Linked DNA regions of Homo sapiens: region 1 is linked to region 2. The links are chromatin loops, found by intact Hi-C in ENCODE. Cell type or tissue: Panc1. All regions are shown on one strand. Links, peaks and the distances in the headings refer to the core of each region. The heading gives the core; the rest is flanking DNA.

Region 1 (16,148 bases), core at 3,066-11,065, 170 kb before region 2:
ACATGTATGTTTATTGTGGCACTATTCACAATATTGTGAGACTCTTTTTATATTGCGGCACTATGTTTACTGTGGCACTATCGCAGCCACAATATTGCAGCACTATGTTTATTGCGGCACTATTCACAATAGCAAAGACTTGGAACCAACCCAAATGTCCATCAATGATAGACTGGATTAAGAAAATGTGGCACATATACACCATGGAATACTATGCAGCCATAAAAAATGATGAGTTCATGTCCTTTGTAGGGACATGGATGAAGCTGGAAACCATCATTCTCAGCAAACTATCACAAGGACAAAAAAACCAAACACCGCGTGTTCTCACTCATAGGTGGGAATTGAACAATGAGAATACAAGGACACAGGAAGGGAGCATCACACACCGGGGCCTGTTGTGGGGTGGGGGGAGGGGGGAGGGATAGTATTAGGAGATATACCTAATGTTAAATGAAGAGTTAATAGGTGCAGCACACCAACATGGCACATATACATATGTAACAAACCTGCACATTGTGCACATGTACCCTAAAACTTAAAGTATAATTTAAAAAAAAAGAGAAAGACTACTAAGTCTGAAGTCAGATGGACGCCTACGTTCAAATTCTAAATCTACCACTTCACAACTCTTTGATCACGAGTAGAGCCCCTCACCTCCCTAGAGCTCCTTTTCCTTTTCCTCCTTACCTGCAGACGATTTCTCCCTGGCTAGAGCACAGAGTTGCTATGAGGCCAAAATGAGAGACGTGGTCGGCAGCCTCTAGGTCAGCCTCCCGAAAATCTCCATCTCCTGGGATTCTCGTTCTTGTGTAATCTTCTCCCTTGAGTGTGGGTTGGACTTATTGATGTGCTGCTAACACATAGAATGTGGGGAATGATGGGATGTCATGTTGCAGATTAGGGCATAAAAAGACTGGCTTCCATTTTGGATTGCTTGTCCCTGGGAAGCTAGCTGTCATGTTATAAGGGAGCCCTGTGGAGAGCCTCATGTGAGTGTGCTTGGAAGCAGATCTTCCAAATCCTGCCAACGACACATGAGTGAGCTTCAAAGCTGATCCTGCAACGCTGGCTGAGCCTTAAGATGACCGCAGTCCTGGAGGACAGCTTGACTGCAATGGCATGAGAGACTTTGAACCAGAAGCACCCAGCTAAGTCATACCTGCATTCCTGATACACAGAAACTGTGAGATAACAAATGCTTGTTGCTGTAAGTCTAAATTTTGAAATGATTTTGTATGCAGTAATATATAACTAATATAAGAGGCCATGTGTGAAAATACTCTGTTGGAAACTAAGAAATTTGGTAACACCAGAAACAAAACAAAACAAAACAAAGCAAAACCCTCAGGCCCATCAGATCCCATGGAAGGTCCCTCCAGTTTGTCACATCCCATGCTATTTCTGCTTATCACTGCCTCTTTCTTCCTCTTACTCCCAGGACATCCGGAGGCAGATGGGTTTGGTGATGACAGCCCATGAAATTCTCTCCCCACACTGGAAACAGCTCAGCAGTCCTGGGGGCCAGGGACACACAGGTGAGGCAGCCCAGCTCTCTCCTGACTCTTGAAAACGGAGGGGCCCTGCTTCAGGTGAAGCCAAACATCCAGCCCCAGCTCTTTGGGAGATTTGTCTTTCTAATTCACAGGATGTTCACAGCATCACCAAAAAAAAAAAAAAATCTTCACTGTACCTGGTTTTGTTCCTTCCAAGGCTGTCCTCAGGATATAGAGAACCTCTTGAAGTCAGAGTCCAAGCCTTAGATCCATAGGAATGTGCAGATAAATAAGCTCTGCTCTTAGCCCAAGTCTGCTTTCAGCGTGTACCCTCCAAGACAGACACACCATCCTCATGCCCACCATTCCCCTGGCAGATATCCTTGAAGGCTGGGGGCAGGAAAATACCTTCCAAGAAGAGTCTAAAAGTCACCGACTGCCATTCAACACTTTCAACCCCAATGAGCTCTGTGGGGAAAGGATGGAGAGAATTGTCTGTTCAGACAGAATGGGCTCCACCTGAACACCAGCACTAATCTCTACAATCAGTTGGCTTCAATACAGAATTTTCCACCCAGTTTCCTTCCCTTCCCTGTCTCTTCTTCCTACCACTAATTCTCCCCACAATTTTTTCTGAGCTTGTCAGGCAACTCCCTTTCCCTGGGGAATCTCCCTCCTACTTTCCTGTCCCAAATGGTGAAATCTATGCATCTCTTGACTTGATTACCCCCTACTAGGAGCTTGGTTGTGCAGAGAAGTGGTTTCTGTAAATGTGTCTCAGGGGGCAGGCAGAAGGATGGAGACACTAAGCCTTAGCTCCTGGGGTGCAGCGTGGCTGTGAAGAGTTGGGAAAAGCATCAACAGTGGCAGCAGCTTCCTAAGAAGGACTCCCTGTGGTGTGACTGATACAGAGATGAGGACCCAGAATAGAGCCAGCAGCATCTATGCTGGGCTTGCTGTACACGCTCTGAGGTCAGGCAGACGAGAGCTGTTGCTGAGTGCAGAGCGATTGCTCACACCCAGCACCAGCCTGAGCAAGCTGCTCATTTGGGACTGGGTGCTGCTCCCCTACCACCTGTGCCCCTCCGACATCCCCTTCCTCCAGAGGTGGCTTGGAGCACTGTTCCCACTCCTAGGGTTGGAGTTCACAGGCAGGAAAATGTAGCCCACTCACCCCACATGGCCATGGTGGGAAGGGCCGGCCTCCCAGCAGCCATGGCCCTGGCCTGGGTCTCCCTCATATGGGACTCTTACGGATCCTTAACCCGCCATGCTGGCAGTGTTCAAGTCCTGCCTCTGGAAGGCATTCCCTGTGGCCGTTTCCCTTCTCTTAACACAGGGAAGCTAATCCAGAGAGAGTCCAAGTGGCTGTGCAGAGCCAGGCTGAGGCTCTGGTTCTATCCCAGGCACCAAAGCCCAGGGATTCCCTCAGGAATAGGGGAGTGATCAGGGGACAGGTCCCAGAACTCCTAGAACTCCATCTAGGGTTCCATGGTTCCAGGAGCACCATGAGGAAGACCCAGTTCAGCATTAGAGGCTCCAGGCTGCCAGCAAAAAAAGACTCTTGTCATGCTTTGCATGTCCATTTAGTCTGGCTCTACCAGGCTGTGGGCTTTGTAGACAGAGGCTGGATCCTGTTTAAGGCTGTGCCCCAGCACAGAGCAAGCTCCCAGTATCTGCCCTCCTCCCTGGAGCCTGCTAACCTAGAGGGGATGCTGGAGAGGAGGCATGGGAAGAAAAATGAAGAATGACAGTGGTCTCTAGGGGTGGCGCTGGAGAAAGAAGAGCTTGACAGCAATCTCCAAGGCTGTGCCAGCATAGAGCACGTTTGGAGCAGTACCATTTAGCTCTTAGAAGAGACCTTACATGGTTCAGGGGTTGAGGTGGCCTCACTGAGGGCAGAAAGAAATTAATTTGGTGGAAGTAAACAGCAAAGCATGGCTTCCCACACCTCCTCACTCTAGGGGTTCTTTCTACTCCCTGTTTTCTGTAAAGTGAAGCCTAAACTCCTCTGCCTAGAATTCAAAGCAATCTACAATCTGTCTTCCTCCCCCGATCTGCTCCTGCACTCCCAACCACTCATCCTACAGCTGCCCAGCATGATCCCGGGGCACTCCTGAGCCTCAGCACTGTCCAAGCACATTCCCCTCACTCCTAAAGCTGCTCCTTTCCACCTCCCTGCCCTCTTTACGGTGGATCCAAACCGCCAGGACTGTGTCCTGGCCCCCGTTCTCTGGGAAACCTGTTCTAATCACTTCAGCCCACACCAATCTCTGCCTTTTCTAAACTCCTACAGCACTCTTGGCCTGTACCACGTGACCTGGCACATTTCCAGCAGCTCACATTGTTCATTAGTTAGTTGCTTTTCTTCAAGTCGTAGTCAATTAGAAGGGAAGAGCTATAAGAAAGCCAGCAGAGCGCGTCAGTCCTAGACAGCGAGTTTCCGGTTCTTTGAGAGTTGGAACCATGTTGGAATTGTTCTTCTCTCTCTTCTGCCTCAGGGCAGCTCAGAAAATGCCAGGAATTATTTCTTTACAACTTTCGGGTGTTATCCTCTTCCCATTCCCCCGCAAGGCGCCTTGCTTTCCCCTGGTCCAGTGAGCAGGGGACAGATCTTTTGTGTCGTACTCTTAGCTGGCTGAGGAGTAGTCTTGCCCAGGGGCAGCAGAATGAATGGGGGAAATTTTATGACTTGCCTCCATCAGAAACTGCCTTCATGGGGGTCCATCCCACACTCCTGCAGTTCCTCTCCCCTTGCTGCTTCCCTTTATCAGGCTTTATCAGCCCAGCTCCCAACTCTGCCAGGCCAGGCCCTGATGTCTGGGGGATTAACCTCTCTGACAGCTCAGGACCACAGCTTCTGTTTATAACACTAGGTCTTTGGCTATGGGAGCCTGGGAAGTGTTGCACATTCCTGTGGACAGTGGGGAGTCATTCATAGGATTCTCCTTGATTCTCAGAGTCACTCCCCTGGAGGTGAGCAGATGGCTCAGAGGGACCCCCCTTCCCTTCCTCATTTCCACAGAGCAGGATCCAGCCTATCTGAAGATTTGGAGGAGAAGGTGGCTGTGAGTTTGATTAGCCACTAAAAACTGCCTCCAAGAGAGTGAGTCCCAAGGCACCCAGGGTCACATGAGAAAGGTCTCTGTTTCTGGGGAAGTTTCAGTGCCCTGCGTCTGAGAGTGGTCCTCAGGACACAGCTGGCCCAAGGCAAGGCCCAGCCTAAAGGGAAGGCGGGCCCATCTGGATCTGCTCCTCTTCCAGGGCTTTTCCAGGTCAGAGCTCTACCAAACTCCATGTGCTATTTCTTGGCCTTATTTCTCTTTCAGTCCCTCAGACGCTTCCCTCCATTGCCCCTGGTTCTCCATTGTTTCCTTCCACTCCCAGCAGCCCTCAATCTCGTGATAAAGAGAAGGCAAAAGAACCTTTGCTTATACTGTTATACTTTCACAGACACGCAATTTCATTAAATTTTCACAATATTCCTTTATGTCAGATGGGTTAAGGATTAGTCTCCCTATTTTAATAGGTGGGACTACAGAAGTCCGAGAAATAATGGGACTTGCTCATGCTATTAAGATATATAGGGTATTGACTGGAACTGAGAGTTTCAAACACTTTGACAAGAGCTTGTTTGTTGATCCTTTTAAAAGGATACCTTGCCAAAACTCCCTGCTCTCTCATACTGAAAGCTTTCTTACCATAAATGATTTGTTTTCCTGGCATAGCACAATTCCAAAAGAGAGAAATAGACACTAATTCAACTGCACTACCCTGCGCCAGGATCATAGAAACATTCACCTCCCATTCACAGAAATGTCTCAACTGCAATGGGCATGCAAGAATTTACATTAATAATGAATGAACAGGTATTTGCCATCAGTCTCATCAATGCCTTGTATTTTATATATATTAAAATATTTAATTATATCAGCTTTACATTCTGGCACAGTAATCTCAGTTCTAAGAATTTCTTTTAAGGCAAGAGAGACAAACATAAAGATTTATACACAAGGCTGTTCAACATAGCATTATTTATAATATATGAAATATTTGGAAGCAACTTATAAATGGCCTACACTTGGGAATTTGTTAAATAAATTTTGGTGCCTTCCAGTGATGGAACATCAGCCATTAAAAATGAGATTGCTGAAGAACGACTAATGATATAGATAAATGGTCACTATACAATAGTAGGTAAGAAAAGCAGTATATAAAATTACATGAACATTAAGATCAAGTAAGGAGAAAAAATATATGCATGGAAAAATGACTTGTAAGGAAAATTTCCGAGACTTTATTGTTCCAATTTTAGTATATGTGCTGCCAAAGCGAGCATAATTTCCAAGATTTTATAAGATGTACTTCAGAATGGAGAGGTTGCAAATAATTCTTCCTTTTTTCACATATTTCTGGGTTTTTCATATTCCTACAATGAGCATTTATTAACTTTTAAAATAAGAAAACATAACAAATGCTAATTTTTGTTAAATTCCTTTTTATTTCTCACAACAGCCACTGTCAGTATTTAGGTCAGGGGAAGTTAGCCCATTTTATAGATGGCACAATAAGCACAGAGAAGCTAAGTGACCGCTAAGGTCACAAAGTGATTTAGGATCAACGTAAGAATCAGGGCCCAAGTGTCCTCAGTCCCATTCTAACACCCCTTTTGCTTTGTGATATGGCCTCCACAGATGACTGCTTTTCTATTCCTTATTCATGGTTTACTTTCAGCCCAGATACTTGCATAGCATACCATACTCATGCATATGTTCTTCAACCTTGTCTTCCAGGGTGTGCCCATGCAGATACTGACCTCACTTAGGGCCAAACACCTGGGAAGAGCAGACTTCAGAGTAGGGGATGGGAGATGTAGATGAGTCAAAAAGTATTTCATTTCCTGTAATCCCAGCACTTTGGGAGGCTGAGGTAGATGGATCACTTGAAACCAGGAGTTTGAGACCAGCCTGGCCAACATTGTGAAACCCCGTCTCTACTATAAATATAAAAATTAGCCAGGTGTGGTGGCACACACCTGTAATCCCAGCTACTCGAGAGGCTGAGGCAGGAGAATCACTCGAATCCTGGAGGTGGAGGCTGCAGTGAGCCGAGACTGCACCACTGCACTCTAGCCTGGGTGACAGAGCAAGACTCGGTCTCAAAAAAAAAAAAAAAAAGTATTTCATTTCTATCTCAAGGGCCCAAAAGAGTGCCTGGCCTTTCTCCATGGGCTGTTCTAAGCACTGTACCTAGCACAGCTGGCTTCTGACTTCCTGGGGAAGCCCAACCTTTGCTGCCCCTCCCGAAACAGGAACAGCACCTCCTCTCCTCAGAACCCAAGTCAAACTTCCTAAGGCAGTGATTCAGAACCGTTTGGGGTTATTTAACTTCTGAGAATCTGATGAAAGCTATAGACCTTCCCCATAAAAATGCATGCAGGCTTACATCCACGTATCCCTGTTCATAATTCAAAGAGGTTTACGGACCTTTTGAAGCTAACCATAGGTCCCAGGCTTCCCAATCTCAGGGGACAGCTTGCCCAAGCAGTGTGAAAGCCAAGCCCCCTCTCCTCGAGCTCTATCCAGAGTTGCTTCTTCCCTTGCCCTTTCAGCTTACACCTTTCGCTTCATTGAGCCCTAATCAGCTCCTCTCTGAGAGGTGACTCAGGGCAATTATCCACACTCCCCCCAACTCCCAATGACCCACTGGGAGGAGAGGGGAAGTGACTTTCACAGAGTCATACAGTGAGTCAGTGTGCAAGCCAAGACTAGATAGAATGTGGCATGTGGGGCTCCCAGGGCTATATTTAGGCCACTGGGAAGAGCTGCTTCTCACAGCAGGGTCTGGACATAGGCAGGCTATAAACATAGTCACATGTTTACCCCAGCTCCAGGATTAGCAGAATGAACACAGAATCTGGAGCTTCGTCACTCCAAGCAATCCCTTCTTGCATCTCCAAAATGCTCAGGAGAAACTCCATCTTCATACTGCACAAGAAGAAACTGAGGTAATGGGAAGGAATGAAAAATTCTGAATTTCTGGCGTTAGCCTAACATTTGTCCTTAGGTCCACTGCAAACACAGGCAAAACTTCAGCCTGTCTATGTGTCAGGCGTGGCCCCTGGGATATCCTCCCACACCCCAGGACCTTGCACTAGAGGAAAGGGGCTTTGGCGTAGGTCAGTCAATGATATAAATTGGTGATCAGACTTCTCTTATAAAGCACACATACACACAGTCTTTAAGATATAACTGTGACACAACTGGAGACCCTTACTCAAGACCGGAGAGAAAGAAGCAAAAAGAACCTAGACATAAATGAGAACTATTTTTTAGATGAGCAGGGAGAAATCCGGCAAGTCATATTAATTGGTAACAATAACTCCTACCCACCCTTACTGACCATCTCAACTGCACACCTAAAAGGGCCCCTGGGAATATTTCTGGAGTAAACCAACCTCTGCAGTGATGTTCTGTAAAACATTCTGTATGATGGAAATGTTCCATATCTGGGTTGTCCAATATGGTAGCCACTAGCACATGTGGCTCTTGAGCACTTGAAATGTGATTAGTGGAACTGGAGAATGGAATTTTTCCATCTTATTTATTTTGACTAATTTAAATTCCAATTTAAATTGCTTCCTGTGGCTAGTGGCTACTGTATTGGACAGCACAGCTTTAGAGGCTCTGAGGGGACATAAACTTCGGTAATTAATTAATTCTTTTATATGCTTGCTTAACCTTTCCAAATTGACTCAGAAAAAAATCCCAGGTTTGTTAGAAATCCCCAAAGGCTCTTTAGGGGTTGGAGGCAGCCAGAGTCTGAGTGGAAGACTCTGGTAAGGAAAAAAGGGAAGAGATCTCTTTGATCCATATGCTAAGGAGCCTTTCCTAGGAAAAAGAATATTATGGGCTAGGCACGGTGGCTCACGCCCGTAATCCTAGCACTTTGGGAGGCCGAGGCGGGCAGATTGCCTGAGCTCAGGAGTTCAAGGCCAGCCTGGGCAACACAATGAAAGCCCATCTCTACTAAAATACAAAAAAAAAAAAAATTAGCCGAGCGTGGCGGTGAGCGCCTGTAGTCCCTGATGAGGCAGGAGAATCTCTTGAACCCGGGAGGCGGAAGTTGCAGTGAGCTGAGATCGCGCCACTGCGCTCCAGCCTGGGTGACAGAGCAAGACTCTGTCTCAAAAAAAAAAAAAAAAAAAAAAAAAGGATATTATGCCACCTCACATCCTGACTCATGCTCCAGGAAAGGACCCAAGGCAGGGGTCCAGTGCTCTAAGGATGCCCACTGCAGGAAGCAGGGAAGTAAATGCTCTAACTGGGACGATCCCAGCCAGAGACTGCTGAGTAACCACACATCTGTCCAGGAGAAATTCACTAGACAGATCTACCTATCTTCCACTGCCAATGAGACTGTCCCTGAATACAGAGCTTTGAATGTAGAAAAGGACAGGTGGATGTTGCCTCATACCAGTGGGAGCTAAAGTGGTGCCATCTTTCATTTCAGGAAGCTAACTTGGTAATATGTATCAAAAGCCTTATTAAATGCACATATCCTTTGATATAAGAATTTCATTTCTGCAGGTTGTTTTTTTTTTTTTTTTTTTGAGACGAGAGTCTCACTCTGTTGCCCAGGCTGGAGTGCAGTAGTGCGATCTCGGCTCACTGCAAGCTCCACCTCCCGGGTTCACGCCATCCTCCTGCCTCAGCCTCCCGAGTAGCTGGGACTATAGGCGCACACCGCCATGCCTGGCTAATTTTTTGTATTTTCAGTAGAGATGGGGTTTCACCGTGTTAGACAGGATGGTCTTGATCTCCTGACCTTGTGATCCGCCTGCCTCGGCCTCCCAAAGTGCTGGGATTACAGGCGTGAGCCACCACGCCCAGCCTCTGCAGGTTGATTTTCAGAAACTAATTCAAGATACATATCTATTAGAATGGCCAAAGTCCAGAACATGACAACACCAAATGCTGGTGAGGATGTGGAGCAACAGGAATTCTGGTTCATTGCTGGTGGGAATGCAAAAGGGCACAGCCACTTTGGAAGATAGTTTGACAGTTTCTTACAAAACTAAACATACTCTTACCATATAATCCAGCAATTGAGCTCTCTGGTATTTACCCAAAGGAGTTGAAAACTTACGTCCATACAAAAACATGCACACAGATGTTCATATCATCTTCTATAATTGCCAAAACTTGAAAGCAACCGAGTTGGCCTTCATTAGAGGAATGAATAAACTGTGGTAAACCAGTAAATGAAATATTCAGTGCTAAAAAGAAAAAAGCTATCAAGCCATGAAAAGATCTGGAGGAACCTTAAATCCATATTGCTAAAGGAAAGAAGCCAATTGAAAAGGTTACGTATTATATGATTCCAACTGTATCACATTCTGGAAAAGGCAAAACTATGGAGAGAGTAAAAGGATCAGTAGTTGCCAGAGGTTGGGGCAAGGGAAGGATGAATAGATGGAGCACAGAGGATTTTCAGGGCAGTGAAAATACTATATGATACTATAGCGAATGTATGTCCTTATACACATGTCCAAACCCATAGAATGTACACCACCAAGAGTGAACCCTAATGTAAGGTATAGACTTTGGGTGATAATGATGTGTCAATGTAGGTTTATCTGTTGTAATGTATGTACCACTCTCGTGGGGGATATTGTAATTGGGAGCCTGAACATGTATGAGGGCAGAGGCCATATGGGAAATCTCTGTACCTTCCTTTCAATTTGACTGTGAGCCTAACACTGCTCTAAAACAAACAGTCTTAAATATAATAAAATTGGCCCCGGTCTCACACCATAAAAAAGAAAGACATTAATTGAATTTGTTTGAAGATTAAGGTACAAGGATGTTCATTTTAGACCTTTACTGGAGCAAAAAATATTGTAAACAACTTAGATGTACCATAAGAGCAGACTGTTAAATTATGGAAGATTTGTACAATAGAATATTCCTTGCCTCCCACATCTAAGTCATCAGAGCAAGTTCTCCATTATCTCCGGAATAGATTCTGATTCTGTTCATTACTCTCCATCTCAATGGCCACCACTGGAGAACAATGCCTCACCCTCCTTCATCTGGATACTAAACATCTTCCTAACTGGTCATCCTGCTCCAGCTTCTACTCCTTTGATCCATTCTTCACATAGCAGTCAGAGCTGTCTACTTTGCTGCCTGGCTAGCTAGCTAACCATTTGTTTAAAGTATTAAAAGCACCCATAAACCTACCACATTTGGCCCCTACCCATGCCATGTCCTAACACCTCCCATGCCAGGCAGCCATCAACCTGAATCCTCACTCCCTTGCTTTCCTTTTTATATAGTGTTATTGCATCTATAAGAGTTCCTAAATACACATATTTTTAAAGTTTTTAATTTAATAAAAAATATCCCGTGGCACGCAATAATTTTTGCACTTAGTGGTATTTGTTAAGATTCACGCATGTTGTTGCATGTCACCACAGTTCATTCATTCAAACAGCTGTGTAATATTCCACTGTAGTTATGGATTTAGTTTATTCAGTCTCTTGTTGATGGGCATTGAAGATTTTTTGCTAGGTTTTTATTATTATTATTATTATTTATTTTATTTTATTTTTTTATTTTTTTTTGAGACAGAGTCTTGCCTTTTGCCCAGGCCGGACTGCAGTGGCGTGATCTCGGCTCACTGCAAGCTCCGCCTCCTGGGTTCATGCCATTCTCCTGCCTCAGCCTCCCGAGTAGCTGGGACTACAGGTGCCCACCACCACGCCCAGCTAATTTTTTGTATTTTTAGTAGAGACGGGGTTTCACCATGTTAGCCAGGATGGTCTTGATCTCCTGACCTTGTGATCCGCCCACCTCGGCCTCCCAAAGTGCTGGGATTACAGGCGTGAGCCACTGTGCCTGGCCTTATTATTATTATTTTATTATTATGAATGCTGTTATGAACATTGTGATCCATGTCTCTTATTGTGTATGTGCAAGAATTTCTGTTGGATATATATCTAGGCATGTAATTTCTGCATTTTGTGGTATGTAAATGTCAAACTTTAATTGTTTGCCAAACTGTTCACCAGTTTACATTCCCACTAGCAATATTTTATTTTATTTTATTTTATTTTATTTTATTTTATTTTATTTTGAGATGGAGTTTTGCTCTTATCATCCAGGCTGGAGGGCAGTGGCATGATCTTGGCTTACTACCACAACCTCCACCTCCTGGGCTCAGGTGATTCTCCCACCTCAGCCTCCCAAGTAGCTGGGACTATAGGTGCACACCACTACATCAAGCTAATTTTTGTATTTTTAGTAGAGATTGGGTTTCGCCATGTTGCCCAGGGTGGTCTCAAACTCCTGGGCTCAAGTGATCCACCTGACTTGGCCTCCCAAAGTGCTGGGATTACAGGCTTGAGCCATGGTGCCCAGCACCCACTAGCAATTTTGAAGAGATCCTATGATTCTAACTTCTTTTTCCAACACTGGCATTATCAAACTGTTAAAGTTTGCCAAGCAAATGGGTGCTAAAAGTTATTGAATTGTATTCTTAATTTGCATCTCCCTGATCACTAATGATGTTAAACATCTCTCCATGTTTTTATTGATCTTAAGTGTTTCCTATTCTATGAAATGCTTGTTATTTGCCCATTTTTTAAAAACTGGGTTGTTTGTGCTTTTCTTATTAATTTGTAAGAGTTGTTTTTTGCGTATCCTTAACACTAATCCTTTGCTGGTTTTGTGTGTTGCAAAGACCTTTTTCCAGTCTGTAAATTGTCTTTTCACTTTCTTTAAGCGGTCTTTTGGTATATAATAATTCTCAGCAGGGCGCGGTGGCTCATGCCTGTAATCCCAGCACTTTGAGAGGCCAAGGCAGGTGGATCACGAGGTCAGGAGTTCAAGACCAACCTGGCCAAGATGGTGAAACCCCATCTCTACTAGAAATACAAAAATTAACCTGGCATGGTGTGGGGGGGTGCCTGTAATCCCAGCTACTCAGGAGGCTGAGGCAGAGAATCGCTTGAATCCCGGAGGCAGAGGTTTCAGTGAGCCAAGATCGCACCACTGCACTCCAGCCTGGGCGACAGAACAAGACTCCATCTCAAAAAAAAACAAAATTCTCAATATTAATATGGTCAAATGTATCCGTTTTTCTTTTGCAGTCAATATTTTTGTGTCTTGTTTAAAAATATTTCCCTACTCAATTTATGAAAGACAATCACCTATATTTTCTACTAAGAATTTTTAAGTTATGGGGTGTTTTTTACATTTCATATTATTATTATTATTAATATAACTATTATCTGAGACAAAGTTTCACTCGGTCGCCCAGGCTGGAGTGCAGTGGCACCATCTCAGCTCACTGAGTGTGCACCACCCAGCCTGGCTGATTTTTGTATTTTTTAGTAGAGAAGAGGTTTCACCATTTTGGCCAGGCTAGTCTCAAACTCCTGACCTCTGGTGATCTGCCCACCTCAGCCTCCCAAAGTGCTGGGATTACAGGCGTGAGCCACTGGGCTGACCTACATTTCCATTCTTAAACCATCTGGAGTTGACTTTTTGTATAGGGTATGAGCAGGGTTCCAGTTTCGCTTTTTTGCATATGAATTTTTTTCCAGTTCCAAGTACTATATCATTCTTTATTTCCCTACTGATTTGACATTCTACTTCTATCATTTACAGAAGTTCCATATCTATGTGAGGCAGTTTCTGAGCTTTCTAATATATTTTATTGGTCAGTTTGTTTTTCCTTGTGCCAAAACCACATTGTCTCAATTACTATAAGTTCATAATAAGTCCTGATATTTGGTGAGGCAAATCTTCTCTCCCTACTTTTCTTTTTTCAGTATTTTAAATCCTTACCAGGTAACATAAAAAACGCTGTAGGTCAAATAGGGTAGAATTGGAGAATTGTCATCTTTATGATATTAAATTATCCTATCTATGAAAGTGTTATCTCCCTTAATTTATTAAGTACTCCCTTAATATCTCTTAATGAAATTGCACATTTTTAAAGTAGAAGGCATGTAACGTTTGTTAGATTTATTTTTAAGTATTTTATTTTCTCTGGTACTATTTTAAATGCGTCTGCTCTTTAATTATGTGTTTTAGTTTGCTGTTGGTATATAGAATGTAAATTACTTTTACATATTCATCTTATATCAAGCTAACTGACTAAATTCTCCTATTACTGCTAATAGTTTATCTATGTATTGTTTTGAGTTTTTTATGCAAATAATGACAAATAATGCCAAAATGACCATTTAATTTCCTCCCTTCTCATTCTTTTGTCTCTCATTTCTTTTTCTTGTCTTTTTGCACTGATGATAGGGGGACCTTTGTTTCATTCCTTGTTTTAAAGTGACTGCTTCTAACACTAACACGTCCTTATGTAGAAAGATGTTTGCTCTAGTGTTTTTATAGTTGGTTAGAAGTTCCCCTTCATTTCATTTATCATGAATAATTGTCGATTAGAAAAAACCTTTTTCATAGCTAAAATAACAAAAATAAAGAAAACAGCCTAAAAATAGAACTTAATTATTCTAAGCCAAACACCTTTGTACCACTACCCATGAAAGGAGACAAATCAACCATCCCAAAAGCCTCACGTGTGTCCCTTCCCAGCTATGAGCCCCTCCTTCCTTCTGCCCAAGAGTAACTGCTCTGTTGACTTTTTGGTAATCACCTCCTTACTGTTTTCTCATAGTTCGCTCACCCAGCCATGAATCTTAAACACCATGGTTTGGTTTTGCCTAATTTTTAGTATGTCTTTTGGGTCTCTTTCGATCTATATAGGTTGTTCCTCCATCTTTTTTTTTTTCTTCTTGCAATCCATTTGGTAAAGACACCAGATTATTTGTTGTGTGGTGTTTTCCTCTGTTGTGTGTTGATTTTTATCCAAGGTTTCTTTGAATATAATGTGATGATTGCATTTGTGTGTGGTGTGTGTGTGGTGGGGAGGGGGAGGTTCTCTCTTTTGTTAATAATGTAAATTACCTTTAGGGAGAACAGTCCTCCTCAAACAAATCAGATCATATCATTTCCCTCTAATGGCTTCTCATTGACATTAGGATAAAATCCAAAATTTTGACCATGGGCTATGAGGCCCACAAGAGCCCCACAAAAATTCTCATCTACATCTACCTCTCTGATTTAATACCCAATTTCCCTCTTCCTCACTGCGTTTTAGCCACAGTGGCTTTCTTATGATTTCTCAAACATGCCAAGTTCATTCTTAAGCTTTGGCCATTAGCTATTCTCTCTTCCTGGAATGCTTTTTCCTAATCTTTACATGGGAGCTCGCTAGTATCGTTAAAGCCTCAACTCAAAATTTCCTTCCTCAAAAGACCTTTATGGACCATCCAATCTAAAATAGTCTCACATCATTGTTTTAATAACCCTTATCAGTATCTGGAATTATCCTGTCCACTTATTTGTTTGATTTTCATCTTGCTCCAGCCCATAGTGTAAGCTTCATGCAAGTCTTGTTCATTGCTTTATTTGTAATCCCTAAATTAGTTCCTGGGACAGCATAGGTCCTCAATAAAGATTTGTTATATCAAAATTATATTACAGGAAATTATTTATGGACAGGCAAAGATATTCAAACTATGTTACGCTGATAAAGGAGTATGTATCAGTGATATGATTTTATTTTTGTTAAAAAATACACAAAATGTGTGTGTGTCTGAATCCATATAGTCAAATATATGAAAGGACGCAAGCCAAAGGTTCACAGCAGTCATCACTATTACTGGTATTTATGTTATTTTGCTTGTCTGTCTTTTCTGTCTTTTTACTTCTTTGACAGGCACATATTGTGTTTACTATATAAAAAAGTAATCTTATTATAATGAAAGAACAATTTCTTTCTTTTTTAAAAATGTATGATTTATTTGAGAGAACACAGACTCCCCAAATAGCCCAGGAACTCATTTACATTAGCATGTGTAATTATCAAACAACACATAGTAAGTATATGCCCATTTCTATCCTGGGTGTCATAAGAACGATACCTGCATTTATTTAGTCACTTTATTCTGCTTTGTTCCAAAAAAAAGAAATTGTTGTGGCTCATAAGAAGTTTGTTCTCATTTCATCTATTTAGGGACATGAGACACATGAATACAAGAGCAAACTCTTATTTGAGAACAATTGCAAACTCTTCACATTTGGTAGCTGTGTCTTATTCAGCTTTGTATTCCTCTAGAATCTACCAGTGGCTTACCTGGAACACTGGTGCTTAGTGAAGGCTAGTGGAATTAAACAGTTCAGCATATGTGATATCACAGCATGGTTCTGGATAAAATGCCAACTAAAGTGAAATAGGGAGTTGTTGTTTAACGGGTATAGAGTTTCAGTTTTACAAGATAAAAAAGTTCTGAAGATCTGTTACACAACAATATAAACACATAATACTACTGAATTGTATACTTAGAAATAGTTAAGATGGCAAATTTTGTGTTGTGTTCTTCACTATCACTTTTTTTAATGCCAAATGAAGTGGTATAGACTTGTATAGAAGATAGTGCTAAAAGAGTTGAGCTCAAGAGAAATCACTGTGCACTCAAGAGGTCTGGGTAGACTTCAAGAGGAAGGACTGAGCTGGCCTAGGAAAGAAGAGTAGAATTGGGTTCCACAAAAGGAAGGAGGGTGATTC
Region 2 (16,148 bases), core at 3,941-11,940:
CTCCTCTGCTCCTGGTGTCATTGCCCATGAGCCATTTCTGTGGAGAGAAAAGTTTGAGAATCCTCTTTGGAAAGCCTGAAGTGTGGCACCGAGCAAAGGTATGATCCTTGTTCTCACCTTCCTGGCCCTGCATTCATCCCATTCCATCCCTGCTCTCTAGTTACAGGAACACCCTATGGCCTCCAGGCCAGTGCATTTGGTCCCTGGTAGGCAGGGCTGCCTGCCTGCCTGAGTTTCCCACATGGGAAGATGCAGCAAGACCTCCCCAAGCTTTTGGAAGAGGCAAGGACAGCAGCTGGGCCATCTGGCACTCTGGGCAGGGGGTGGGGTCCAGAAAGGGGTGGCAGACCCTGCTCAGAACCCAGTGGCTACCTTTCTCGTCTCATTTGAGCTCACTGAGCTCCTCTCTAAGGTACTGTAAATGTTAAACAAATTCAGACTCTGTTAGGTTGGACAACATTAAAGTATCCTGGATAGATGCTTGAAACGCAGCAAGGGACAGATAATAAGAGTAATACTACCATTTACTGTTCACTGTGTACATGCATGAATTTTATTATATAATCCTTTAAAATTAATTCGTTATTTAATCCCATTTAATTGTTTAATCCTTACAACTCTCTAAAAGATATGTGCTGTTGTTATCCCCATTTTATAGCTTATGAAATGAGGCTCAGAAAAATGGAGTCACTTGCCCAAGGTCACACAATACAGCTAGTTAGGATTAAAATTGAGGCCGGTCTGCTTCTAGGGTTCATACCCTCCATCCCCGCTGCATACCACACTCCTAAGCCCCTGAGCTGGGAGAGGGAGGGGCATTGGAGGAAAAGGGTGGGTGCCATGCTGGTCTCTGCCCTCACCCAAATTCCTTCTGTCTTCACACAAATATCTGCCAGGCCTTGGGGATGATGACCTGAGGGTGGGGCAGTAAGGCCTCCAGATGTCAGGGCAAAGTGGTGGCCACTCTCCTGCTGTCAGGTTCCATGTTTCTGATGGCTAATAACCCCAGACACCTGGGTTATCGGTCTCTGCTCCCCACCTTGGGCCTAGGTAGTGATTCCAGGGATGTGGACCCCTGGAACCTGGCAGGCAGCCAGCATAAGACCAAGGACAGACCCATAAAACCAGAGGTGCCCTCTGAGTCCAAAACCAAACACAACCACGTGCACAGCCGCTCATTTGTTCCAGGAGTTTCCCCTACACACCACGGACATAAATCCCAGAGTACCCCATGGCTTCCGCATTGTGGAGAGGTGTGGCCCTAGGGAGGGAGTGGGGTGGGGACAAGGGATATGGAATGGTTGCAAATAGAAAGCCAAGCCAGACTCCAGAGCTGCCCTCCAGCCTCCGGAGGCAACCACAGACCTTCAGGAAAGAATAGAGCCCCTTGTTGAGTGTGGACAGGGGGAGGGAAGGGGCTTGTTATGTCCTTATAGCCACTCTAAGAAGGTGCTGTTATTGTCTGTTTTCCAGAAAAGGAAACTTGGGTCAAGGGTTCTTAGCTGGCAAGTGGCCCCACACTTAACTCATCTCCTGTACCACCTCCCTCAGCCCTCATCAGGTTATGACAAGGGGGGGTGAGCTTGGGTAGAAGGGGAAGGAGGCCTAAAATCCAGGACTTAGAGAGGAGAGAGGCAGTCTCAAGTGTGGGAAAAGCACTTGCTAACAGGAAGTCTCCCCACTCCACCCGCAGGTAAACAGTGTAACCACCACTCATTGGTCCATTCAATGTGAGCATCTGCCCCATGCAGGTCTTATGAATCAAGGCTCAGAGATGACACCATCCCTATCCATAGGCAGCTGAAGTGATGAGAGGGGACAGACACTTTGCAACACAAGTACTCTGGAGACAGCATAATGCGTGCCAGATCCAGGAGCACAGGGAACTTGGAGAGTGCAGCGGAGGGGCAGCCAATGCAGCTTGAGTCGTGGAGGGGTCAGCAAGGCTCCCTGGAGGGGTCTGAAAGACAGAATAGAAATAAGTGAGGCAAGAGGGATGACGGGTGTAGGGGAGGGCTTTCAGGCAGAGGGGACAAATGAGCAAGGCCCCGGGGGGCCTAAGGCATGTGAGGGCTGCTAAGAAAGGTGGGTGCGGTAGGCAGAGGCAAGAGGGGAGTCCTGTGGGTGGGCTGGCCAGAAATCACAGGCCCTTAAGGCAGGAGGAACCTGGCACAGCCAGACCCTCGGACAATCTCCCTAGGCCAGCACAACCACATCGCTGCGAACTGGACCGGGAACATTCCAACCTAATCGCAGCTCAGATCAGCGAGCTCCGGAGGCTCCACACATTGGGGCCGAACTCCACCCAGGGTGCCTGCCACTTTTGGGTAGGGGGGCGGGTGGGGGGCAGCCTGCTCTCTCACCAGGCCAGGCAGCAGCGGGGACTTCCAGATCCTCAAGGATTCTCCAGACCGTTGTCTGGAGACCCAGAGTTTTTTCCTCTCCAGCTTCTGGGGCAACTTGGTGGGGCAGAGGGGTGGCCCCACCTGTGGGAGGGACTGAAAAGATCCTGCCTCAGGACCAGGACTTTGGTGATCCCAGTTCTCAAGGACCCCCTGCTCAGGCTGCTATTATCCAAAAGGGCCGAGGGTCAGGATTTCAGCCCCAGCCCGGGCCCAAGCCTGCACTGTTGCCTCTACCAGGTCCAGCCCTGTCCTGCGCCCCACAGAGCGGAAGGACACAGGCCAGGATATGGGCACAACAGCCCCCAGTCCGGAAGTGAGTGGTCAGGTGGCCAATGGGACCGCAGACTCTGTTGTTGTGTAATAGTTTTTATTTATTAAGCTTCTTTTATTTAATAAAACTTTTATTAAAGCTTCTATTCTTCTATTACGCAAACAGAGAGCAGCTCTTTTCCTAAGGGAGTGGCAGGGCATGGGGACAGATGTCTTAAATATACTACCCAATGTCACCAATTTCAACTTGACAATGAAAAGACAGAGAGCGGAAGGAAGCCCCTTCCTCTTTATGCACTGGAGCGCTTCCTCCATCTCCTCACCCCTCCCCCAGCCCCCTCCCTCCTCCTCTCTCTCTCTCCTTGGCATAAGAAAGCAGGTCTCTGGCATTGGCAAAGAGAAAAGTTAAAGGCAGAGAAGCAGTGAGAGGAAGGGAGGAGAAATCAGGCAGCCTGTAGCTAAAGGGTCCCCATCCCACCTTGCAGGCTAGCCAGGACACCTTGCATTCTGGTAAGGTGGGGGTGGGGTGCCGGGGATGAGGTAGGAGATGGTGACTCTCCCTTGCAGGACATCTGATCTTCTTGCATCAGGCCCAAGGACCTGGTGTCATCATTAGTGGGACCAGGCAGGGAGGAAGGTTCCCCAGCGGACCTAGCTGACCGTCCCCTGGAGGCCAGCCAAAGTGTGCGTGGCCACGGCTCAGAATTTGCATCAGTAACAGCACCAGCAGCCCCTGCAGCGGCAAGGGAGATCATTTATCCAGTGCTTGCTATGTGTCCGGCCCTGTGCTTAAGTATTTTTCATTCATTATCTTTTTTAATCCAACCAAACCTCAGGAGAGTTTATTAATTCCATTTAACAAATGAGGCAACTGAGGCTCAGAGAATTTAAGAGGCCTCTAATTAGGGCAGTCCTTTTTGCACTCTGCAACCCATCTGACCTCTTCCTTCTCAAGCCCTGGTCTGCAGCCCATCCTTCCAGAGCTGGAGAGGAGGCAGGACAGGCTCAGGAAGGTTCTACTTTTTCCCTACTCTCACAGCCCCCTACTTCCACCTGTCCCATAGCTGTTTAATTCCATTGTCTCAAAAATGAGGGCTGCTTGGGTTTTCATGGGGAGGGAGCAGACAGCAGGGCCAGTGCACCCTGGCACGTGGGAAGGGGCCTGAGCCCAGCTTGGCATACTGACCTGGCACGGCCTGGCTAGCATCGTCGTCCCACACGTCAGAGTAGCCATGGTCGCTTTTGTTAGCTGGGATTACTGCATTCAGGAGGGAGGAGGAGAGAAAGGAGGGGTCCCAGGCTGAGGTGGGAAAGGGAGGGGGCGCCACAAACTCCTAGGGGTGAGAGTGAGCAGAGATTTGTGGCTCAGGCTGGCAAGAAAGACTTGCCAGGGCTCCGTTAGTGGCCTCAGCCCAACTCCAAGCCCCTGGGACTCAGTTACTCCCTGCCCCGAGTGGCTTTCTCTTCCTCCCCACTCCTGCTTGCTCTGCCTCCATCATGGCTGGGGCAACTGGGACCAGCGGGAGCCCTGCCTGACTCCCACATTTAGAAAAAGAGGATGTGTACTCCACCCTCAGCCCCAGAAAGATTTACACCCATCTGTTGAATCCATGAAAATATGACTGAACAGGAGCCCAGCTTCTTCCCAGGCAGCCACTGATCTCTTCCCTCCCTCACCTCCTAGGAGCACAGGCTTTGCAGTCAAAGAAACTTGGCTTCAAATCCCGACTCCTCTGCTTTTTAACTGTGGGACCCTAAGCAAGTTAGTTCACCTCTCTGGGTCTCAGGTTCCTTATCTCCAAACTGGCAGAATCCTGTGACAAAGGAGCTATAAAAGATAAAGGCCTATATAAAAGAATATATAGTCCGGGCACGGTAGCTCCCGCCTGTAATCCCAGCAGTTTGGGAGGCTGAGGCGGGTGGATAACCTGAGGTTGGGAGTTCGAGACCAGCCTGACCAACGTGGAGAAACCCCGTCTGTACTAAAAATACAAAATTAGCTGGGCGTGGTGGCACATGCCTGTAATTAGCTGGGCGTGGTGGCACATGCCTGTAATCCCAGCTACTCGAGAGGCTGAGGCAGGAGAATTGCTTGAACCCAGGAGGCGGTGGTTGCGGTGAGCCGAGATTGCACCACTGCACTTCAGCCTGGGCAACAAGAGCAAAACTTTGTCTCAAAAAAAGAAAGAATACATAATAACACTAATGTTTGTCAAGTGCCCATTATGTGCCAGGACGTTTCGTGTATTATCTCACTAAGTCCCCCAAAACACTCGATGAGGTTGGTGTTATTATTATTGCTCCCATTTTATAGGCAAGCAAACTGAGGCTTAGGTGAAGAAATTTGCCAAAGCTGCCAAGCCTTAGAGCTGCGATACGTGCCCAGGACCCAGATAACATAGCTTATGCTCTCAGCTCCCCTGACGTGCTGGTGGCTGGTGCGTCTGGTTGCCTGGAACCACGGGTTTGCACCCTATCCCACCCAGAATGCTGACCCCAGGGAGTCATCCCAGGATCCCTTCATCCCAGGCCTTTTTGAACCCATGGCAACTTCTCCTGGCCACCTCCCTAAGACTTTTCCTCTTCCCCCAGGGCTGGGGCCAGGGTTAGGGGCTGCGACTTGACATTGTGTGTATATGTGTCCAGGTAACGCTAGTGGGGGCAGTAGACCCCAGGAGGAGCCTGTGTACTTAGGGTGTGTTGGTTTTTAATCTTCTCCCATCTGACCATTTGACTGGGCCAGGAAGAGCCTGAGGACCGGTTGGGTCATCACAGCATTCCCCAGGGCTGGTTGCTTTAAGGGAGGGATTTTCTTGGATAGCTCCTCTTCCTCCTCCTTCAGCTCCCAGTCCAGAAGTCACTTCCTCAGGGAATGTCGTAGACCAGGCCCTGTCCCCTATCACAGTTAAAAAAAAATGCCCTTTTCCCCCATTTTGCTTTGATTAACATCTCCCCCTGTGCTCCAACCCCATGTGCTTCTTGTGAACAGGGAGAAGATGACTCTATTCACCACCATCCCCAGGACCTGGTAAAGCACCATGCCTGTTAAACAAAGGAATTAACTAATGGGCTTGCCTGGGCCCACAGTGTCCCAGGAAGGCTAAGAGGATGTCCCCCCAGCAGCGATTGCAGCAGAGACAGATCTGACCTCTGCCACCAGGAGAGAGGAACAGGCCCTACCAGCCTCAGCTTCCTGGACCAGTTGATAAGAGAAATCAAACCCAGAGAACTGCCAAGGGGCAGGTACCAATGGAATATCCTCTCAGCCCCAGACCCCTCACCTCAGCTGGTACCTGCCTGGAGCACTTGGGCTATACAGCCTCAGTGAAGGTTCTTTCTCCAACAGCAGCAGCAGCAGCAGTAGTAGTAGTAGCAGCAACAGCAGCAGCAATAATAGTAATAATAGTAATGACGAATATTCCCGGAGTGCTTACTGGGTCCCCAGCCCTGGGCTAAGCATCTTCCATGAATTCTCTCTCAGAACCCTCACAGTGGCCTTAGAAGATAAATGCCATGTTTGTCCCCATTTTGCAAATGAGGAGACAAGCTCGGAAAGGTTGATGCGTGCAAAGTCGCCCACCACATGAGGGGACAATGAGATCGTGAAGCCAGGTGGCTAGAGCCCAGACCAGATGTCTTAACCTCAAAGCTTTTCTGCCTCTGGGGCCTGCCTCTCTAATGTGATAGTTTGGGCCAGGTGCAGCCTGCTAAGTGGGCCTACCTGAATTCACACATGCTGAATTCTCAGGGACCAGAAGCCCACCTCCACCCGCATTGCTCAATTGGGCACTCCTTCATTTATTATGTTTATAATATTATCAGTATTAGGTATTACTGAATACCTACTATGTGCCAGATACTCTACTGTATTGTCCTTAGTGGACAAATTAATGCAACAAAACTAGACCCAGTCCCTGCTCTCGCAGAGTATATTCTAGTGGAAAATAATCAAACAAATGTGTCCAGTTACAAACGGATACATGCAAAGAAGGAAAACTAAAGCTGGCTCTGAGGGAGAACAGGGAAGGCATAATTTAGACTGGGGGACCAGGGAAGTCCTTTCAGACGTGACGTTTATACACTAACACAACCCATCAATCAGCCAATTGATTAATGCAGGCTAGAGAGGCAGTCAGGGTTCCACTTGCTGTGACTTCCGGAGTAAATAGGTTTCCCCTTGGTTTTCCACCCCCATTCAAGGAAAAAAAATAGGGCTGCAACCCACGGCCATTTTGCCGTTTGCTAAGGGAAGAGTCCCTAAGATTCCAGATTCCTGTGACCTCAGAGTAAAGGGTGAGGGAAAGTATAATCTGACTTGGTTTTTTGTTTCTCTTGGATAAAACAGGAAGGGCAGGGTTCCCCCACGCCCTGATCAGTGATTGAGCCGCCAGCCCCGGGCCTCCCTCCCTGCACTCAGAAATGTGGTGCTCTGTCGCCACCTGGTGGACCTAATAGACGATGCCGCAGCAGCCCAGCCTCCAGCGTCTGGGGTAGGATCCAGAAAGCGGCTTCCTTCAGGCAGAGTCTAATACGGAGGCAATAGGTTTGGGTGACTTCCTGACAGGGGGCGGGGGGTGGGGGTGGGAGAAAGAGTGAAGGGTGGATGGGGAACGGCTGCTTGAAAGTCAACTGACTGGAGAACGACAATGGCCCCATTGTGACCAGGGCCTTGACCTTGATTTCCTGCCACTCTCATCTCCGGAGTGGCATCACCCGGGTCTGATTGGACGGGAGTCCGCTCCGTGACAGTGGGCGGGCTCCGGGGCTGGACACTTGCCCAGCTCCGGGACTCCCGGCTGGCCCAATCCCCCAGGAGACCCAGGGAAGACGGATAGGGCAAGGGGCCGACGCCTCTGAGAAGTCGTTTCCTCCTTCCTCTCTACCATCCAAGTGTGGGGGCAGGCCGGGCGCGGGGGCTCACGCCTGTAATCCCAGCACTTTGGGAGGCCGAGGCGGGCGAATCACTTGAGGCCAGGAGTTGGAGACAGGACTGGCCAACATGGTGAAACCTCGTCTCTACTAAAAATACAAAAAAAAAAAAAAATTAGCCGGGCATAGTGGCGCGTGCCTGTAATCCCAGCTACTTGGGAGGCTGAGGCAAGAGAATCGCTTGAACCCGGGAGGCAGAGGTTGCAGTGAGCCTAGATCGCGCCACTGCACTCCAGCCTGGGCGACAGAGCAAGACTCCGTCTCAAAAAAAAAAAAAAAAAAAAAACTCGGGTGTGGTGGCGCATGCCTGTAATCCCAGCTACTCGGGAGGCTGAGGCAGGAGAATCGCTTGAACCCGGGAGGTGGAGGCTGCAGGGAGCTGGGATAGCGCCGCTGCACTCCAGCTTGGGCGACAGAGTGAGACTCCGTCTCAAAAAAAAAAAAAAGCCAGGCGCGGTGGCTCACGCCTGTAATCCCAGCACTTTGGGAGGCCGAGGCGGGCGGATCACGAGGTCAGGAGATCAAGATCATCCTGGCTAACACGGTGAAACCCTGTCTCTACTAAAAATACAAAAAATTAGCCAGGCGTGGTGGCGGGCGCCTGTAGTCCCAGCTACTCGGGAGGCTGAGGCAGGAGAATGGCGTGAACCCAGGAGGTGGAGCTTTCAGTGAGCCTATATCGCGCCACTGCACTCCAGCCTGGGCAACACTGCAAGACTCCGTCTCAAAAAAAAAAAAAAAAATGAGGCAGGCACGGGTCTCCCTTTGAAAGGCTGTGCAGCCTCGTGGTCAAGGCCTGGGATGTGCAGTGTGTGAGGTGTGGCCCCAAATTAGTTCTGGGATCCTTGGACACAGTCTTCAGCATCACCCACTTTTTAAAAGAAATGTCACAGGCATGGTTACACATTCCCACTGTAAAAAAAATCGCGCAATACAATGAAAAGCTGAAGCTCCCCCCTTGACCACACTCACCCTTCCTCAGGTACCTACTGTTGTTAGTTTGTGTTGTTGTGTAGTTAGTGTCAATGTGTACACTGACCTCATTCAATTGTATTTATATTCGAGTGTGTACATATGAAAATGTGTAAGCTCACGCCTATAATCCCAGCACTTTGGGAGGCTGAGGCCGGCAGATCACCTGAGGTCAGGAGTTCAAGACCAGCCTGACCAACATGGAGAAACCCCCCATCTCTACTAAAAATACAATATTAGCCGGGCGTGGTGGCGCATGCCTGTAATCCCAGCTACTCAGGAGGCTGAGGCAGGAGAATCACTTGAACCCGGGAGACGGAGGTTACGGAGAGCTGAGATTGCACCATTGCACTCCAGCCTGGGCAACAAGAGTGCAACTCTGTCTCAAAAAAAGGAAAAGAAAATGTATAATTTGGTATTACTTTGTGGGCCTCAGTTTTCTAATCTGAAAATTGGGATGACAAAGATAGTAAACTGTAGAGTTCCTGAGAAGGCTGCCTGAGATAATTAGTGTGCTGTGTTTAGCACTGCACTTGGCACACAGTGTCTGCTATTATTGTTGTCATCATTACCATCTTTATTGTCATTATCACTGGGCCCCAGACCTAATTCTGACATCTGAATAGACATCCTTCACAACCTCTACTCCCCCTTCTCCCTCCTTCCTCCTAACAGACTGATAAAAACCTGTGTTCCCTAATGCCTTTGTTTTTTGAAGAAGCTATAAAGAGCATCCGGTGTTTTCTGCATGTTCTCCCTCTTCCCTCCAGGTCCCTCACTCCATCCCCTTCTTTTCCCTCCCATATTTGACCTAGATGCAACCACTCACCCCACTGCAGAGACAGAGAACCTTCCCATTCTCAGCCAGAGAAAGACATCCATGGCCTGAATGGTGCTGCTGGACCCACAGTGACTCTACATAAAGGCTGTCCCTAGGTAGGGGTAGAGCTAGTGGCTGAAGGGGAGGAGGAGGACTCTGAAAGAGGCCTCCTGTGGAGCAGGTAAGCATCAGAGCACCCTAGGGTGCAGCCAAGGGCAAGTCATCCCACCTTTCTGAGCCTCAGCTTCCTCACTTGTACAATGGGGCTACTAAAAATAGCTACTGCATTCAATTGCTATAAGGATGGCATAGTGCCTGAAAAGGGACCTGGCGTTGAGAAAGCCCCTAATAAATAATAGTTATTATTATATTGTAAAACAAAGTGTCATGTTTATTTAGCATTTTAAGTTTGCAAAGGAAATTACCAACATCTTTCTTTTTTCAAAAAGAAACAAAAGGAGCTAGTCTTTCCACCATGGGGAAGAAAGTTTGGTTTTGATTTATAAGTCTCAGAAGAAAGGTAGATGACTTTACCTGGGCCTCTGTGGAAGCATCCAGATGCCACTTCCTGGAGCTGTTGCTGGTCCCTCTGTATTGCCTGTGTTTTGCCATATTTTAAAATTATGTATATACATAGGCATATATTTGCTGAACAATTTGCAGATAAGTTGTAGACACTTTGACACTTTACCTCTAAAACTTTAACATATACCACCTAAGAATGTATGGACATGTGATAAGCATATATTATCACACCTAAGAAAGTTGACAATAATTCCCAAATGTCATCTAATGCTCATCCATTTGCAAACTATCCCAGTTAAAAAAAAAAAGCCTTTTATAGTTTTTTTATCCATTAGTTGTATTTCTAAACTTTTGATTTTGAAATAATTATAGATTCATACGAAGTTGCAAAAATAATAGTCTCCTGTACCCTTCTTCCAGTGTCCCCCCGTGGTGACATCTTATTACTTAAAAGTAATTTTAGTTTTTGCCATTGAAGGTAGTGGTAAAAACCGCAATTACTTTTGCACCAACCTACTATCAACTAGGCTACAGACATTATTTCGTTTTCACCTGCATTCATTTACGTGTGTGTGTGTATCTGTGCTCTTTTATCCCATGTGTAGATTCATGTAACTACCACCACAACCAAGACAGATAGCTGTTACATCACCACAGAATAACTCACTAGTGACACTTCTTTGCATTCACATCCACTCCCACTTCATTCCTCCTTGTCTCTCTTTCTATCCCCTGGCAACCATGAATGTGTTCTCCATCTCTGTCGTTTTGTCATTTTGAGATCGTTATATACAGGAAATCACATAGTTATCTAACATTTTTTCTTTTTTCTTTTTTTTTTTTTTTTTTTTTGAGACGGAGTCTTGCTCTGTCTCCAGGCTGGAGTGCAGTGGTGCAATCTTGGCTCACTGCAACCCCCGCCTCCCGGGTTCAAGCAGTTCTCCTGCCTCAGCCTCCCAAGTAGCTGGGATTACAGGTGCGCACCACCACGCCCAGCTATTTTTTGTATTTGTAGTAGAGATGGGGTTTCACTGTGTTGGCCAGGATGGTCTCAATCTCTTGACCTTGTGATCCGCCTGCCTTGGTCTGTATCTAACATTTTTATATTGAATTTTTCCACCAAGAATAACACCCTCAAGGTCCCTTGAAGTTGTTGCACACATTACCAATAGTTCATTCCTTTTTATATGGCTGTACCACAGTTTATACAGTTTATACATTTACCAGTTGAAACACATTTGAATTGTTTCCAGTTGTTGGACAATTATAAAGTCACTATAAACATTTGTGTACAGGTTTTTGTGTGAACAGAAGTATCATTTCACTGTGGGAAAATACCTACAAGTGGGATTGCTGGGTTGTATGGTAAGGGCATATTTATGAGAAATAGCCAAACTCTTGCAAACTGACTATACAAATTTTGCATTCCCACCAGCAGTGTGAAAGCTGCAGTTTCTTTGGATCCCTGCCAGCACTGGATATTACCGCTTCTTTTGTTTTTGTGTTTAGGATTTTAGCCCTGCCCCACTATAGGTGTGTAATGGTACCCCACATAATTTTTTTCTTTTTGGCAGCGTTTCACTCTGTCGCACAGGCTGGAGTGCAGTGGCGCAATCTTGGCTCACTGCAACCTCCACCTCCTGGGTTCAAGCGATTTTCCTGCCTCAGCCTCTTAAATAGCTGGGACTACAGGTGTGTGCCACCATGCCTGGCTAATTTTTGTATTTTTAGTAGACTGGGTTTTACCATGTTGGCCAGGCCGGTCTCACCCACATGACTTTTAAAACATAAATAAGACCAGGTCATAACCCTCTTTTTTTTTTTTTTTTTTTTTTTTTTGAGACAGGGTTTTGCTCTGTTGCCCAGGCTGGAGTGCAGTGGTGTGATCATAGCTCACTGCAGCCTCAACCTCCTGGGCTCAAGTAATCCTCCCACCTCAGCCTCTCAGCCTCACAAGTAGCTGGGACTACAGGTGCACACTGCCACACCCAGCTAATTTTGGGGTTTTGGGGTTGTATTTTTTTAGAGATGGGGTTTCACCATGCTGCCCAGGTGTGTCTCAATCTCCTGAGCTCAAGCAATTTGCCCACCTCAGCCTCCCAAAGTGCTGGGACTACAGGCATGAGCCACTGTGCCCGGCCTATAACCTTTCTTAAATACTTCGAGTGGCTTCCCATCACACTCAGAATAAAATTCAAACTCAAAGGGCCTGCCAGGCTGCCTCTCCTGATCTCTTATGCCTCTTCCCCTCACTCTGCTCCAGCCACAGTGACTTCCTTGTTTCTCTAATGCCCTAAGCTTGTTCCTCCCTCAAGTCTTTCACCTGCGGTTCCCTCCACCTGGAATGTTCTTGCCCTGGGTATACACATGGCTCAGTTCCTCATTTGGTTCTGTCTAATGTCAGCTCCTCAGAGGCCTTCCCTGGTGGTCAAAATGAGCCCCATCCCTGCGCTCACCCTCGGTTCCCTTATCCTGTTTTATTTTCTTCATAGCACTTATTTCTCCTTGATATAATATTATATCAATTGTTGACTTGCGTCCTGTCTGTCTCCCTATAAGGACAGGGCTTGGCTTTTTGATGGCTATCTCCAGTGCTTAACACAGTGCTTGGCATATAGAAGGAAATAATATTTGTGGAATGAATGTGTATGGGAAACCTCTTGTAACCCTCCTGTCATCCTTTTGGCCCACGTTTTACTCAGCCATCACTGTGGCAACCAGCTTGGAGCAGGTAAACGCACCGAGGCTCAGCTGCTCCACACGGCTCTGCTCTTGCCTTCTGCTGGGGCTTCTCCCTGGACTCCAGTACTGCAAACTGGATGTCTGAGGATGTTAACCCCTTGGGAGTAACCCTGGGCCCTTGGCGGCTGGGGTTGGTGGCTATGTGCTTTCTTCTCTGACACTCAGTGGACAACTAGGAGGTGCACTCTACACTGCTCCTCATCACATCCCAGCTGGGTCAAGCCCCAGCTGCCCACAGTGGTGACCAGCTCTATAACACACCATGGCACTGGCTTTCCCTTGTTCCTACTTCATGAGTCTCCCCAGTCCCCTATTCCTGCTCCCTGGGATCATGTCCTGAATTAACTTGCAAGCATGCTCTTTCTCTGCTTTCTCTACCTGTAAGAAGGTAGCAGGGATAGAGAAGAGCCCAGGTTACATTAGAACAATATATGAAACTTATAGACTAGTAGGAGAGACCAATACAACAAAATTTAAATAACTACAGGTAAAGAGATGGACTTTTCAACAGATGGTGTTGGAATAACTGAATATCCATATGGAATGCAATGCATTTCAATCCTTACTTCATACCATACTCAAAATAAATCAAAGAACTATTAAAAAAAAAACTATAAAACTTCTGGAAGAAAGAAATTCTGCCAGGCACGGTGGCTCATGCCTGTAATCCCAGCACTTTGGGAAGCCGAGGTGGGTGGATCACGAGGTCAGCAGTTCGAGAACAGCCTGACCAACATGGTGAAACCCCGTCTCTACTAAAAATACAAAAACAATTAGCTGGGCATGGTGGCAGGCGCCTGTAATCCCAGTGACTTGGGAGGCTAAGGCAGGAGAATTGCTTGAAACCGGAAGGCAGAGGTTGCAGTGAGCCGAGATTGTGCCACTGCACTCTAGCCTGGGCAATAAGAGCAAAACTCCATCTCAAAAAAAAAAAAAAGAAAGAAAGAAAGAAGAAATTCTTCATGATGGTGGGGTAGGCAGAGATCATAGAAAGAACTTACTATAAAAGGAGGAAAAAGACAGCATTAAAAAGATAAATAGGTAAGTCATACACTAGGAGAAGGTTTTGTAATACATACTTTTGACAAAAGATTTCTATCTGGAACATATAAAGAAATCTAATAACTCAATAGTAAGACCCCAACCAAAATAAAATATGGGCAAAAAAAATTTAACAAATACCTCAAAAAGAAGATATACAAACATCCAATAAACACACATGAAAAGTTGTTCAACATTATTAGCCATTAGGGAAATGTAAATTAAAATCACAATGAGATAACATCACACACTCACTAGAATGGCTAAACTTTAGGAGAATCGGTAATAACGTGTTGGTGACGATGTGGAACAACTGGAACTCTTATATATTGCTGGCAGGAGTGTGAACTGGAACAGTCACTTGGAAAAAAGTTTGGTGGTGTCTTATAAAGTTAAACATATACTTACCAATGCCCAGCAATCTCCATTATAGGTATGGTTGGGATGTGATTTGTCTGTGTCAAAACTCATGTTGAAGTTTGCTTGCCAGTTCTGTCCACTGGGGAGGTAAGGCCTAGTGGGAGGTGCTTGGATCATAGGGGTGAATCCCTTATGAAAATAGGTTGGTGCTGTTGTCCTAGTAGAGTGTTTTCTTGTTGTTGTTGTTGTTCTCAAGAGACTGGATCAATTCTCAAGGAATGTATTAGTTCCTGAGCAAGGGGTTGTAATAAAGTGAAGTTTCTCCTCCTGTTTGATCTCTCTTTGCATACGTCTGCTTCCCCTTTAACCTTTTCTGCCATGTTTTGACCCAGGACAAAAGCCCTCACCAGAAGCCGAGTGGATGCCACTGCCACTTGAACTTCCCAGTCTGCAGAACTGTGAGCTACACCTTTTTATAAATGACCCATCTCAAGTATTCTGTTACAACACCACCAAATGGACTAAGACAAGTATTTATCCAAAGGAAATAAAAATGTATGTCTGCACAAAGATTAGTACATGAAAAATGTCAGAGCAGCTGTATTCATAATAACCAAAAACTGGAAATATCCCAAGTATCCATCAACAGGTGAACAGATAAATTGTGGTATATTCATACAATGGCTTACTACTCAGTAATAAAAAGGAACAAAGTAGTGGTAAGTGCTACAACATGAATACAACTCGAAAACTTTATACTGAAAGATGCCAGATAGAAGCATACATAGCATATTATTACATTTAAATGAAGTTCTAGAACAAACAAAACTATTTTGATTGGCTGGCCTTGAAAAGGTGACATTTGAGCAAGATCTGGATGTCAAGAGGGAGCCAGCTATGGCAAGATCGATGGGGAGCATTCCAGGCAAACAGCACTACAGGAACAGGATCAGGAAAGAGCTTGTTGAGCTTGGAAACAGTCAGCAGGCCACAGTGACTGCGTGAAGTAGGTGGGGCAGAGAATGGTGGGGGACAGGGTGGAGAGGTGGATGGGAGCCAGATCATGCCAAGCCTTATCAGCCCTGATAAAGTTGTGGAATTTGATATGAATAAAATGCAAATCCCTCATAGTTTTGTGGGGCGGAAACACATAAGCAAATAAAGGCAATTCAGGGTCATGGGTGATATATTTGGGGAGTGTACAGGGAAAGAGGAGTAGTAGGCATTAGGGACATCTGAGAAGGCTTCCCAGAGGAGGTGACATTTCGGCTGAGACTGGAAGAGTAGTAGAAGAGGGGAAAGGTCATTCTGGTGGAGGGTACTGTGCCTACAGAAGCTCAGAGACATGTAGCCTCAGGGAACATTCAGAGACCTCAGCATAATATAAGCCTAGTTGGAGTGTTCCCAACTAGGAGAGGGAGTGGCAGGAGATCTGAGGCTGAAGAGAGTGGCTTTGAATGCTTTGTCAGACTTGATCCTGCAGGGAATGGGAAACCCCTGCAGAATTTATAGTCAGGAAGTATCAGGGCCAGGTTGACACTTCAGATCAAGATCTCCAGATTGGCAGGCAGAGAGCAAGGCCACTGGTTCTAGTGTGAGATAATGGGGGACTGGGCCTGGGACTGAGCAGGGGTGGGCGGGGCAGGGAGTAGAGCCAAACTCTGCTAAGCAGTGACTAGGACTCTCCCGATTGAGGCAAAGCTCTCCAGATCTTGAGGCCCCAGAGGGCCATAAATACTTTCATGCGCATCTGTTCTCTTGGAGGGCTTGTCACACCTGAAGGCTCCTAGGCCCTGGCTCCCAGGGATTCAGAAGTGATAGGTCTAGGATGAAGCCCAGGAATCTGCATACATAAAAAGTGACACTCTCCACTCTGATGCGGGTGGACTCCATACCTTCCAGGCTGGGGAGGGGAGGGGGCAGGACAAGCACACTCTCATCTGGACTGTGGCTGAAGCAGCTCAGAGAATCGAAGGTAGCATCTAAAATAAGGACCTGGATGCACTGGGAACAAAGGTAGTGTGTGTCTCCACTGCTGCAGCTAAAGAATTGCAGTGGAGTGGCCCTGGTCATCATGCAGAAAA

Evidence for each region. Peaks named below come from ENCODE experiments on the same cell type or tissue, not always from the same donor. Only the 100,000 strongest peaks of a DNase experiment are listed, where the experiment ranks them.
Region 1: it touches region 2 in a loop (2.4-fold over the local background); 6 of 110 quality-filtered maps call a loop at or near these places.

Annotation. Positions count from the first base shown.
Region 1 is chr5:139,978,684-139,994,831 of GRCh38, forward strand. All of the region lies in intron 1 of NRG2 (neuregulin 2), which reads right to left. Among named protein-coding and RNA genes, the nearest start is that of NRG2, 57 kb to the right of the region's middle. RefSeq lists an enhancer at 6,613-7,812. In Panc1, for the core only: no CTCF peak of the experiment used is centred there; a DNase peak (open chromatin) is centred at 7,228.
Region 2 is chr5:140,150,194-140,166,341 of GRCh38, forward strand. It overlaps LOC124901086 (a long non-coding RNA gene), which reads right to left and starts at 7,267. Exons shown (of 4, transcript XR_007058964.1): 1 at 7,115-7,267; 2 at 5,957-6,171; 3 at 3,862-3,933; 4 at 1,882-1,960. LOC101929719 (a long non-coding RNA gene) reads left to right here and starts at 7,126. Exons shown (of 5, transcript NR_130738.1): 1 at 7,126-7,165; 2 at 14,457-14,619. RefSeq lists an enhancer at 3,818-4,477. In Panc1, for the core only: CTCF peaks have their summits at 7,116 (motif pointing left) and 7,336; a DNase peak (open chromatin) is centred at 7,078; H3K4me3 peaks cover 998 bases; H3K27ac peaks cover 890 bases.